Linked DNA regions of Homo sapiens: region 1 is linked to region 2. The links are chromatin loops, found by intact Hi-C in ENCODE. Cell type or tissue: lower leg skin. All regions are shown on one strand. Each heading gives the region's core, and the rest is flanking DNA. Links, peaks and the distances in the headings are about the cores only.

Region 1 (5,220 bases), core at 221-5,220, 960 kb before region 2:
GAGCCGAGATCATGCCACTGCACTCCAGCCTGGGTGACAGAGTGAGACTCCGTCTCAAAAAAAAAAAGAGAAAGAATGATTGATAAACCAACTGGGATACTGGCAGATATTTTCTCAAAAATGAAAGAAGGGAAGCTGTCTGTTCAGGGAAAGCAACTGACAATATTTGTTGCCAATGATAAAATTTGAGCTTTAGAGTAAAAATCAGAATTTGAGAAAGTTTGTATCCACCACTGTGAGTCTGACAGTTGTCTAATATTAATGATTATTAATGAAACCCCATCTCTACTAAAATTACAAAAATTAGCTGTGCGTGGTGGCACACGCCTGTAGTCCCAGCTACTCAGGAGGCTGAGGCAGGAGAATCACTTGAACCCGGGAGGTGGAGGTTGCAGTGAGCGGAGATCATGCCATTGCACTCCAGCCTGGCAACAGAGCAAGACTCCATCTCAAAAAAAAAAAAAAAAACCGGCCAGGTGCGGTGGCTCACACCTGTAATTCCAGCACTTTGGGAGGCCAAAGCGGGCGGATCACAAGGTCAGGAGATAGAGACCATCCTGGCTAACATGGTGAAACCCCGACTCTACTAAAAATACAAAAAATTAGCCGGGCATTGTGACGGGCGCCTGTAGTCCCAGCTACTTGGGAGGCTGAGGCAGGAGAATGGCATGAACCCGGGAGGCTGAGCTTACAGTGGGCCCAGATCGCACCACTGCACTCCAGCCTGGGCAACAGAATGAGGCTCTGTCTCAAAAAAAAAAAATTGGCGGTTTATGGGTTTGTGGGGGGTACAATTCCTGCCTGTCCAAGTGACAGACTCATTTAATTATCCCCAAGTTAATGTTTAAGTGCAATGGGGTAAAACATGCACTCTGTTAACTAAAAAGCCACATTTCCAAATAGTATACATATTACGATTAAAACATTAAAAATATATGTGTACAGATTTATTCATATAAGCCCAAAAACAAATGTCAGACAATGTTTCTGTCTTTGGAACCTGACTCAAAATAAGGTTCCTCCTGTTGGCTTCTTCCTGAGACACAGCCAACGCTAATTTGCCGCCCAGGCAAATCATCTATGCCTATCATTAGGAAATCAAATTTATGATATGCATAGCCTAGAATACTACTCTGTAGTTTTTTTGTTTTTGTTTTTGTTTTTTGAGACAGAATCTTGCTCTGTGGCCCAGGCTGGAGTCCAGTGGTGTGATCTCAGGGTTCAAGTGATTCTCCCACCACAGCCTCCCGAGTAGCTGGGATTACAGGCACACACTACCATGCCTGGCTAATTTTACTATGTAGATTTTTTAAACATGAGGTATATACACATGTATTTGCATTGAGTATTCTCTAAGATAAAGTGACAAAAAGCAAAATACAGAGTTTGGTGTATTTGCTGCTATATATGGAAGGAACAACACCCAGAGAATAACATGTTTGCATGCATACATATGAAGTAACTCAGGAGAGATAAATAGTAGGTAACTAGCTGTCCCTGGGAAAGAGTCCCAAGGATAAGGTGCGGACTAACTTTCCACTTACTACATATCTTTTGTACTGATTCATTTCAAAATTTACTCTAAAATATTGGTATTACAATAAAGAAAACTGGAGTCTAGAACTGAATGACAAAACTGATACATTCTTACTACAAATCTGTGGTTAAGATTAGCATTAATCTTTCCTAGGCAAAGAGGAAAAAGTTTAACCCAAAGACTGTATGGATCTTCTCTACCCTACATCTCCAATCTCATTCCCATTACTCAGAAAATATTCTCACTGGGTATAGAGGTATGAACTCCCATTGGAAAACTTAGGGTAAACGTCCGTGGAATCTATGGGGCACTGCTGACCCAGGACACCTGGGATATTTCTGCAGAAACAGGATTTTTTTTTTTTTTTTTTTTGAGATGGAGTCTTGCTCCATAGCCCAGGCTGGAGTGCAATGGCGCGATCTCGGCTCACTGCAACCTCCACCTCCCAGGTTCAAGCGATTCTCCTGCCTCAGCCTCCTGAGTAGCTGGGATTACAGGCGTGAGCCACCGCACCCAGCCAGATTATTCTTAATCAGTTGATTATTTCTGGCTCCAGAATGCTTCAATTATTCCACCTGCCCCTATGTATAAGCGTTACCACCCTAATTATGCTTGTTTTTGTTTTTTTGGTTGTTTGAGACGGAGTCTCTGTTGCCCAGGCTGGAGTGCAGTGGCACGATCTCGACTCACTGCAACCTCTGCCTCCCAGGTTCAAGCGATTCTCTTGCTTTAGCCTCCAGAGTAGCTGGGATTACAGGCACGCGTCACCACACCCAGCTAGTTTTTTGTATTTTCAGTAGAAACAGGATTTCACCAAGTCGGCAAGGATGGTCTTGAACTCCTGACCTCAAGCAATCCACATGCCTTGGTCTCCCAAAGTGCTGGGATTACAGGCGTGAGCCATCGCTCCCGGCCTCCTAATTATGTTTCATTTTGGTTAATGTTTCAATAAATGTGCTTTCCCTAAACATACTGATGAAAAGAGGCCCAAATGCAAAACTGATTTGTCGAGAAAGTCAGTCTGAGATGAAATATTTATTATGTCTAAACCACAAGTAGAAAAAAATTCAAAGGCCGACTATTTCAATGCTAACTCAATGCAATATTGCACTTTGTTTGGTTTACGGGAGAGGTAATTTACACAGCTAACATTTGGGTTTTCAAGATTACATTGTGGGGAGAGAAGGGGAAAACAAGAAAAGTCTAATGCTTTTAGATTCTGTCAGAAAAAGTGTTTGCTAAAAAGCAAAACAAAATGAACATGAGAAAAAATGTGAAAAAACATGCATTTTAGGAAGCTTTCACCGAAGCAGGTGCTCAAGTTCAGACTCAAATCTTCCAACTCTTGTAATAAAAATGAGAGGTCAGAATACCACAAACTAATCAAATCAATCAAACAAAGCGGGAAACAGGTGGCTGACACCAGACTGGGCAGGGTTTTCCTAAATTGGGCTTACCTTCACTAATCCAAATCAGTTTTCAGAAATGGCTTCTACAAAAACTACCCAAACATCCCCCTAATAATTTGCACTCCTCCTCCACAATAGGGAAGCCAAGCCGTTTATTTCCCAGAAGGTTTACTTTCTCTTTCAAGCTCTGCTGGCTTCTTCCTGCCCCGCATACGGCCAGGAAAAAAGAAAAGCACTGCCTTTTCTTTCCTGCCTTCTCTAAAACTGGGGAGATGGGGTGAGAGAACCTGTTTCATGGACAAGCTGGGTGGTTCTTAACTGCAACACTGTTCTGAATACAGATTAGTTTGCAAAGGAAAGTTACAGGACAGGAAAATAAAGGTCTACCCCTCCAACTAACTCATACACATGTACATTTGCATGTACGCACACACACAGATGTGAGGGCACATTTAATTCAGCTGAGTAATGTGCAGCAATCAGCTCCCAGCTTCATACCTGGCCACCGGGATGCCTCCTCACTCCCACCTTCTTTACCTGACTCAAAATAAGGTTCCTCCTGTTGGCTTCTTCCTGAGACACAACCAACTCTAATCATTCCTCTTCCCCTCAAACCTTCAACACTACCTGCACTTTCTGGGTCGGGAGCAATTCCTTGGGTGGTAATCCATTTTTAATGTGTTAAATATTACTTAAAATAAGGGAGAGGTAATCATGGACTGTGGGCAATGCAGAGATTTATCAGAAGGGCATTTGTGTAAACAGGAATTTACAGTTTGCCTTACCTATTCCTTTTATATGACAGCCTCAATTTCCTCTAACAGAATGTAAGTCCCCCATCCCTATTCATTTAGTTTTTTTCCCATTAGGTTAGAATCTGCTAATTATTCTTTCTCTCCTTTGGGTCATTAGTGGCTGCCATGAATCATAATTTGCCTGACTTTGTAATATCTAACAGATATTACCATTTTAGTTTAGTTTTTGATATGACAGTTTTTTGTTTTTTGTTTTTGTGACGGAGTCTTGCTCTGTCTCCCAGGCTGGAGTGCAGCGGCGCGATCTCAGCTCACTGCAACCCCCACCTCCTGGGTTCAAAAGCAATTCTCCTGCCTCAGCCTCCCGGGTAGCTGGGACTACAGGCACCCGCCACCACAACAGGCTAAATTTTATATTTTTAGTAGAGACGGGGTCTCACTATGTTGGGCAGGCTGGTCTTGAACTCCTGACCCGCCTCGGCCTCCCAAAGTGCTGGAATTACAGGCGTGAGCCACCATGCCCGACCTCCTAATTATGTTTTATTCCACCTGCCCCTATGTATAAGCGTTACCACCCTAATTATGCTTTTTGTTTTTCGGTTTTTTTGAGACAGAGTCTCACTCTGTCACCCAGGCTGTAGTGCAGTGGCACGATCTCGGTTCACCGCAACCTCCGCCTCCCGGGTTCAAGCGATTATCCTGCCTCAGCCTCCCGAGTAGCTGGGATTACAGGTGCCCACCACCACAACTGGCTAATTTTTATATTTTTAGTAGAGACGGGGGGGGTCTCACTCTGTTGGGCAGGCTGGTCTTGAACTCCTGACCTCAGGTGATCCACCCGCCTTGGCCTCCCAAAGTGCTGGGATTACAGGCGTGAGCCACCGCACTCGGCCTGATATTATAGTTTTTAATAAGAGTAATTCAGCCTAGGCAACGTGACGAGATCCTGACTCAAAAAAATTAGAAAATTAGCTGAGGGTGGTAGCACACACCTGTAGCCCCAGCTACCCCGAAGGCTGAGGCAGGAGGATCACTTGAGCCTAGGAGGTCAAGGCTGTCATGAGCTGTGATCTCACCGCTGCACTCCAGCCTAGGTGACAGAGTGAGAACCTGTCTCAAAAAATAAATAGTAATAATAGTAATTATTAGCACTTGAATGTTACCTGTCTGCCCGGCACTATGCAAAGTACTTGATATGCATCATCTTGCTTCATCCTCTCAATTACTCTACAAGTGGACCTCGTTTCCACAATTGTGGACAGAGAAACTGAAAACCAGAGAAGTGAAAACAACAGGCCCAAGGTCTAAGAGAAGGCAGAACTGGGATTAAAGCCCAATAGGTCTGACCTGATAGTCCACTCTTTTAACTGCTATAGTAACTTTGGACCATGAAACCCTCAAACATACCAACCAAGTGTTTCAAAACTACAATAGCAATCACCTTAGGAATACTCAAAATATAAGTTCTTTGGCTGACGCAGTTAAAAATTCAAAGGTCAGGTAAAATTTCAGTGATGAG
Region 2 (5,496 bases), core at 318-5,317:
TAACATTAACAGGAGGATTAGAGCCCAAAGACGAATGCATTCCTGGATAGCATCAACCCACCAAGTCCTGAATTGTAAATATTGAGATTTAGATAAGACTGACTGCTAAAATCTCCCAGTCATAGGGCACCAAGTGTTTATTTTCTGCTAGGGCTTTTAATTTGGAATGGACAAAAGGGGAGTTGGTGCCATACTGCTTCACAGATTCTTTGAAATCTTTGAGGAATTTAAAAGAAAAACTTGGCCAGGTGCGGTGGCTCACTCCTGTAATCCCAGCACTTTGGGAGGCCCAGGCAGGTGGATCACAAGGTCAGGAGATCGAGACCATCCTGGCTAACAGGGTGAAAGTCTGTCTCTACTAAAAATACAAAAAAAAAAAAAAAATTAGCCGGGCATGCCTGGGAGACAGAGCGAGACTCCATCTCAAAAAAAAAAAAAAAAAAAAAAGAAAAAAAAACTTTCCTAAGTAGCGGGACATAGCTGAACCTGGCCTGGATGTATAGGGTCAGGTTGAACTACTGCCTGAACTACTGGAACATCAGGAACTGGCTGTGTCTCAGCGGCAGGCAGTTGTGGAGCCTGATTATTTTCCTGAGCAGCCTGATTGTCAGGCTGTTGATCTTGACGGGTTGCGGGATCAGCTGCCTGCTGAGAAGGATCAGCAGGCTGTGGCTGATTTTGTGCCACTGGGACGGCGGGTATTGGAGGTTGTAAAATTACAGGAAATTGCCAGGCTTCGGGATCCCCATATTCTCTTGTCTGAGCTATAGCCCTCATAAAAGGAGTGTCATTTTCAGGGATGTATATAGCTCATTGCTTATGAGCGGCAATGGTGGTATTGGCCACCACAGTAGCAACTGGACCAGAAGCAGGAAAAAGTTTGGAATTTTGAATGGAGGAAGAGTTGAGAACCTGTAGGCCAGGATGAGACGAGATTACCTGCTGGGCAGGTCTTTCATGGGCCTGAGGCTGCCGCAGTAACTGTGGACCAGGCTTCAAGGGAGCCTGAGGTTTCAAGGGAGCCTGATTTGTCAGAAAAGACCCAGGCTTCAAGGAAGTGTGATTTGCCGAAAGAGACCCAGGCTTCGAGGGAGACTGATTTGCCAAAAGATACCCAGGCTTCAAAGGAGCCTGATTTCTGAAAGAGACCCAGGCTTCAAGGGAGCCTGATTTACCAAGAGAGGTCCAGGCTTCAAGGGAGACTGACTTGTCAAAAGAGAACGAGAAGAGAGAGGTGGAAAAATAGGTTGAATATGGATAGGGTTGAGGGCCTCATAACTGGGCTGAACTGGTAGAAAGTTGAGAGCCCCACAGCGGGGCTGAACAGAGATAGGGTTGAGGGCCTCATTACCAGGCTGAATAGGCAAGAAGTTGAGAGCTCTACAGCAGGGCTGAACAGGGATAGGGTTCAGGGCCTCATTACCAGGCAGGGAATTGAGAGCCTCTTCACCGGGCTGTGTAGAAATTGGAGCCTCTGTACCAGGCTGCATGAAAACATAGTTTAGAGCCTCTTTTTCAGGCTGCATCATCTCATTTTCTATCTGCATAGCTGGAGAGTTGAGAGTTTGAGGAAAGGTAGGAGGGTACAGCTGTGATGGCTGTTGATAATATCTTTCAGCTGGATTTTGCTGGTTGGGGGAAATAAATTCATTCAGATCAGTTAAAAGTTCATCATAAAGCGATAACCGGGGCATGGTAGGCTCTGGCGTAGGTGGTGGCACCAAAGGAATATCAGAGTGGAGGTCCATCTGTAGAACTATGGCCTCAATCTGTGCAGTATCCTCAGGTGAAAAAGAACTAAGCACTTCCTCAGCCTCCTCAGAGGAAAGAGGGATCAGTCTCCATGTTGTCCTCCTGAGTCTGTAAAGAGTCTAGGACAGAGCGAACCGAAGCCCAGATTGACCAAATTGGGGGTGGAATAATATGCCCGCCTTTATGAGCAATTTTGAATGTCTGCCAATCTCATCCCAATCCTTAAGTTCTAAAGTTCCCTCAGTAGGAAACCAAGGGCAAAGAAGATCTACAACATCAAACAGTTCAATTAACTTATCAGTAGATACTTTTAACCACTCCTTCTTTAAGGAGAGTTTTTATAAAATTTAAATAAGCTGAGTACTTAGTACAGGCCTGTCCCTTGGTGTCCCCGGGATACTCTGAGTGCCCAAGCTTACCACCAAGCTTATTGACCTCAATCCTCAGGAATCTGTCATTGAAATCCTCTGCTGTGTTTCACGCTCAAAGTGCAACTTCACACAGCGAGAGAGAAATTCTCGTTGGGCGCCAGATGTAGGGTCCAACCCTACAGGGCCTTTGGGGTTTTCTCTTGTGTGTGGAGATGATAGATCATAGAAATAAAGACACAAAACAAAGAGATAGAATAAAAGACAGCTGGGCCCGGGTGAACACTACCACCAAGACGCGGAGACCGGTAGTGGCCCCGAATGCCTGGCTGTGCTGTTACTTATTGTATACAAGGCAAGGGGGCAGGGTAAGGAGTGCAGGTCATCTCCAATGATAGGTAAGGTCACGTGAGTCACGTGACCACTGGACAGGGGCCCTTCCCTATTTGGTAGCTGAGGTGGAGACAGAGAGGGGACAGCTTACGTCATTATTTCTTCTATGCATTTCTCGGAAAGATCAAAGACTTTAATACTTTCACTAATTCTGCTACCGCTGTCTAGAAGGCCAGGCTAGGTGCACAGAGTGGAACATGAAAATGAACAAGGAGCGTGACCACTGAAGCACAGCATCACAGGGAGACGTTTAGGCCTCCAGATGGCTGTGGGCATGGCTGCGGGTGGGCCTGACAAAGATCTTCCACAAGAGGTGGTGGAGCAGAGTCTTCTCTAACTCTCTCCCTTTCCTGGTCTGCTAAGTAACGGGTGCCTTCCCAGGCACTGGCGCTACCACTAGACCAGTCTGCTAAGTAACGGGTGCCTCCCCAGGCACTGGCGTTACCGCTAGACCAAGGAGCCCTCTAGTGGCCCTGTCCGGGCATGACAGAGGGCTCACACTCTTGTCTTCCGGTCACTTCTCACCGTGTCCTTTCAGCTCCTATCTCTGTATGGCCTAATTTTTTCTAGGTTATAATTGTAAAACAGATATTATTATAATATTGGAATAAAGAGTAAATCTACAAACTAATGATTAATATTCATATATGATCATATCTGTATTCTATTTCTAGTATAACTATTCTTATTCTATATATTTTATTATACTGGAACATCTTGTGCCTTCGGTCTCTTGCCTCAGCACCTGGGTAGCTTGCCGCCTGTAGGGTCCAGCCCTACAGGGTTTAGTGGGTGTTCTACCCATGTATGGAGATGAGAGATTATAAGAGATAAAGACACAAGACAAAGAGATAAAGAGAAAACAGCTGGGCCCAGGGGACCATTACCACCAAGACGCAGAGACCAGTAGGGGCCCGGAATGGCTGGGCTCGCTGATATTTATTACATACAAGACAAAGGGGGAAGAGTAAGGAGGGTGAGACGTCCAAGTGATTGATAAGCTCAAGCAAGTCACATGATCATGGGACAGGGGGCCCTTCCCTTTTAGGTAGCTGAAGCAGAGAGGAAAGGCAGCATACATCAGTGTTTTCTTCTAGGCACTTATAAGAAAGTTCAAAGATTTTAAGACTTTCACTATTTCTTCTACCACTATCTACTATGAACTTCAAAGAGGAACCAGGAGTACAGGAGGAACATGAAAGTGGACAAGGAGCATGACCACTGAAGCACAGCACCACGGGGAGGGGTTTAGGCCTCCAGATGACTGCAGGGCAGGCCTGGATAATATAAAGCCTCCCACAAGGAGGTGGTGAAGCAGAGTGTTTCCTGACTCCTCCAAGAACAGGGAGACTCCCTTTCTTGGTCTGCTAAGTAACGGGTGCCTTCCCAGGCACTGGCATTACTGCTTGGCCAAGGAGCCCTCAACCGGCCCTTATGTGGGCATGACAGAGGGCTCACCTCTTGCTTTCTAGGTCACTTCTCACAATGTCCCTTCAGTACATGATCCTACACCCATCAATTATTCCTAGGTTATATTAGTAATGCAACAAAGACTAATATTAAAAGCTAATGATTAATAATGTTTATACATTATTGATTGATAATTGTCCATGATCATCTCTATATCTAATTTGTATTGTAAGTATTCTTTATTCTAACTATTTTCTTTATTATACTGCTACAGTTTGTGCCTTCAGTCTCCTGTCTTGGCACCTGGGTAATCCTTCGTCCACAGCTGCCCAAATCTCCCCTCTTTTTATTGACTAGGATCATCATTGCCATCATTGCTTGTTGACTTTGGGCTTTTCATCGGACTCCCTGAAGACATCTGCATACTAAAAGCAGACAACATAAACACACCAATATCAGTAATGCTAGTGACAATAGTGAACCTCTAAGGGGTTTGATCCGTTTAAAAAGATTAAGATCGGATAATACTTTGGTGATTTCCTCAAAAATATGAGAGCCAGGAACGGTAGTTAAGTGAGCCTGTGAGGCCCCCAAAATTTGCTCTTTCAGTTTTGAAATATCTTAAGTTAGATTATCATCCCAGGCTTTGAATGTCTCATGACTTTTTCCCAGCTATGCTGATCTTTTTTATAAGCATAAGGCATTATGCAATAATCAGAATTATTCCAATCACATTGTAATTGCATACGGTGTTGCAAATTCATAACTCTATCTCCCAGCCATATCACACTCTGGTGGAGATCATTAATTTGATTAGCCAAATTTGATCAACTTGAGCCTGAGAATTCCAGAGTCTGGTGGAGTTTTTGTTTGTTTGTTTGTTTTTTTGCCACACTTCCACATATTGAGTGGTCTGAACAGAGTTGTGGATAGCAACTCCAGCTGCCATTGCTGTGGCAGTGACAGCAATTAATCCTGCAATGACTGCAATAAGAGTAAAGATGAATCTCTTCGTTCTCTTAAGGATTCCTTTAAGGATTTCATTGACTATATGAATAGAGGGAGAAGACTCCCAAGGGTGGTGTAAAGAAACGGTATCCTTACCCCCTCCCTAGCCCTTACCAGGAGAATACTTGTTATGGGATGAAATGTAACACGAATACATGTAAACAATTTGCAATCATCAAATTCTATGGTTTGGCTGTTGGGGGGTGATAATTATATTTCCGACTAATAGCATATAAGGGGATTTTACACAGCTCCTGCTAGGTATCACCTGTTCAGACATCAAGGTGACTTTGTATACGTCTGTCTTGGTATTAGTGGGAATGATCTGATAGGTTACATTCCATATCCTAATTCCAGTCATGGCAGCAGCCAATTTCCACAATTCAGGATGTTCTGGGGTAACAATAGGATGAATCACTTTTGGTCTAGGAGGAATGATCACTTTGTCCATCCATTTGAATGGGTAAGGAGACACCCATTCCCTCAGCCTGTAGGACTGCCATCCCTCCTCTACATAATCTATCAAATAGTTGAACTCAGAATATTTGGCATTTAGGCTGGAAAA

Evidence for each region. A loop is a pair of places that touch in the nucleus more often than their neighbours do. Peaks named below come from ENCODE experiments on the same cell type or tissue, not always from the same donor. Only the 100,000 strongest peaks of a DNase experiment are listed, where the experiment ranks them.
Region 1: a loop joins it to region 2, with 21 times the contacts of the local background. A loop is called at or near these places in 1 of 110 quality-filtered maps.

The regions. Positions count from the first base shown.
Region 1 is chr17:42,376,095-42,381,314 of GRCh38, forward strand. All of the region lies in intron 1 of STAT3 (signal transducer and activator of transcription 3), which reads right to left. Among named protein-coding and RNA genes, the nearest start is that of STAT3, 9.7 kb to the right of the region's middle. In lower leg skin, for the core only: no CTCF peak of the experiment used is centred there; a DNase peak (open chromatin) is centred at 2,337.
Region 2 is chr17:43,331,406-43,336,901 of GRCh38, forward strand. No RefSeq gene overlaps it. Among named protein-coding and RNA genes, the nearest start is that of LINC00910, 55 kb to the right of the region's middle. In lower leg skin, for the core only: a CTCF peak has its summit at 2,993 (motif pointing left); a DNase peak (open chromatin) is centred at 2,966.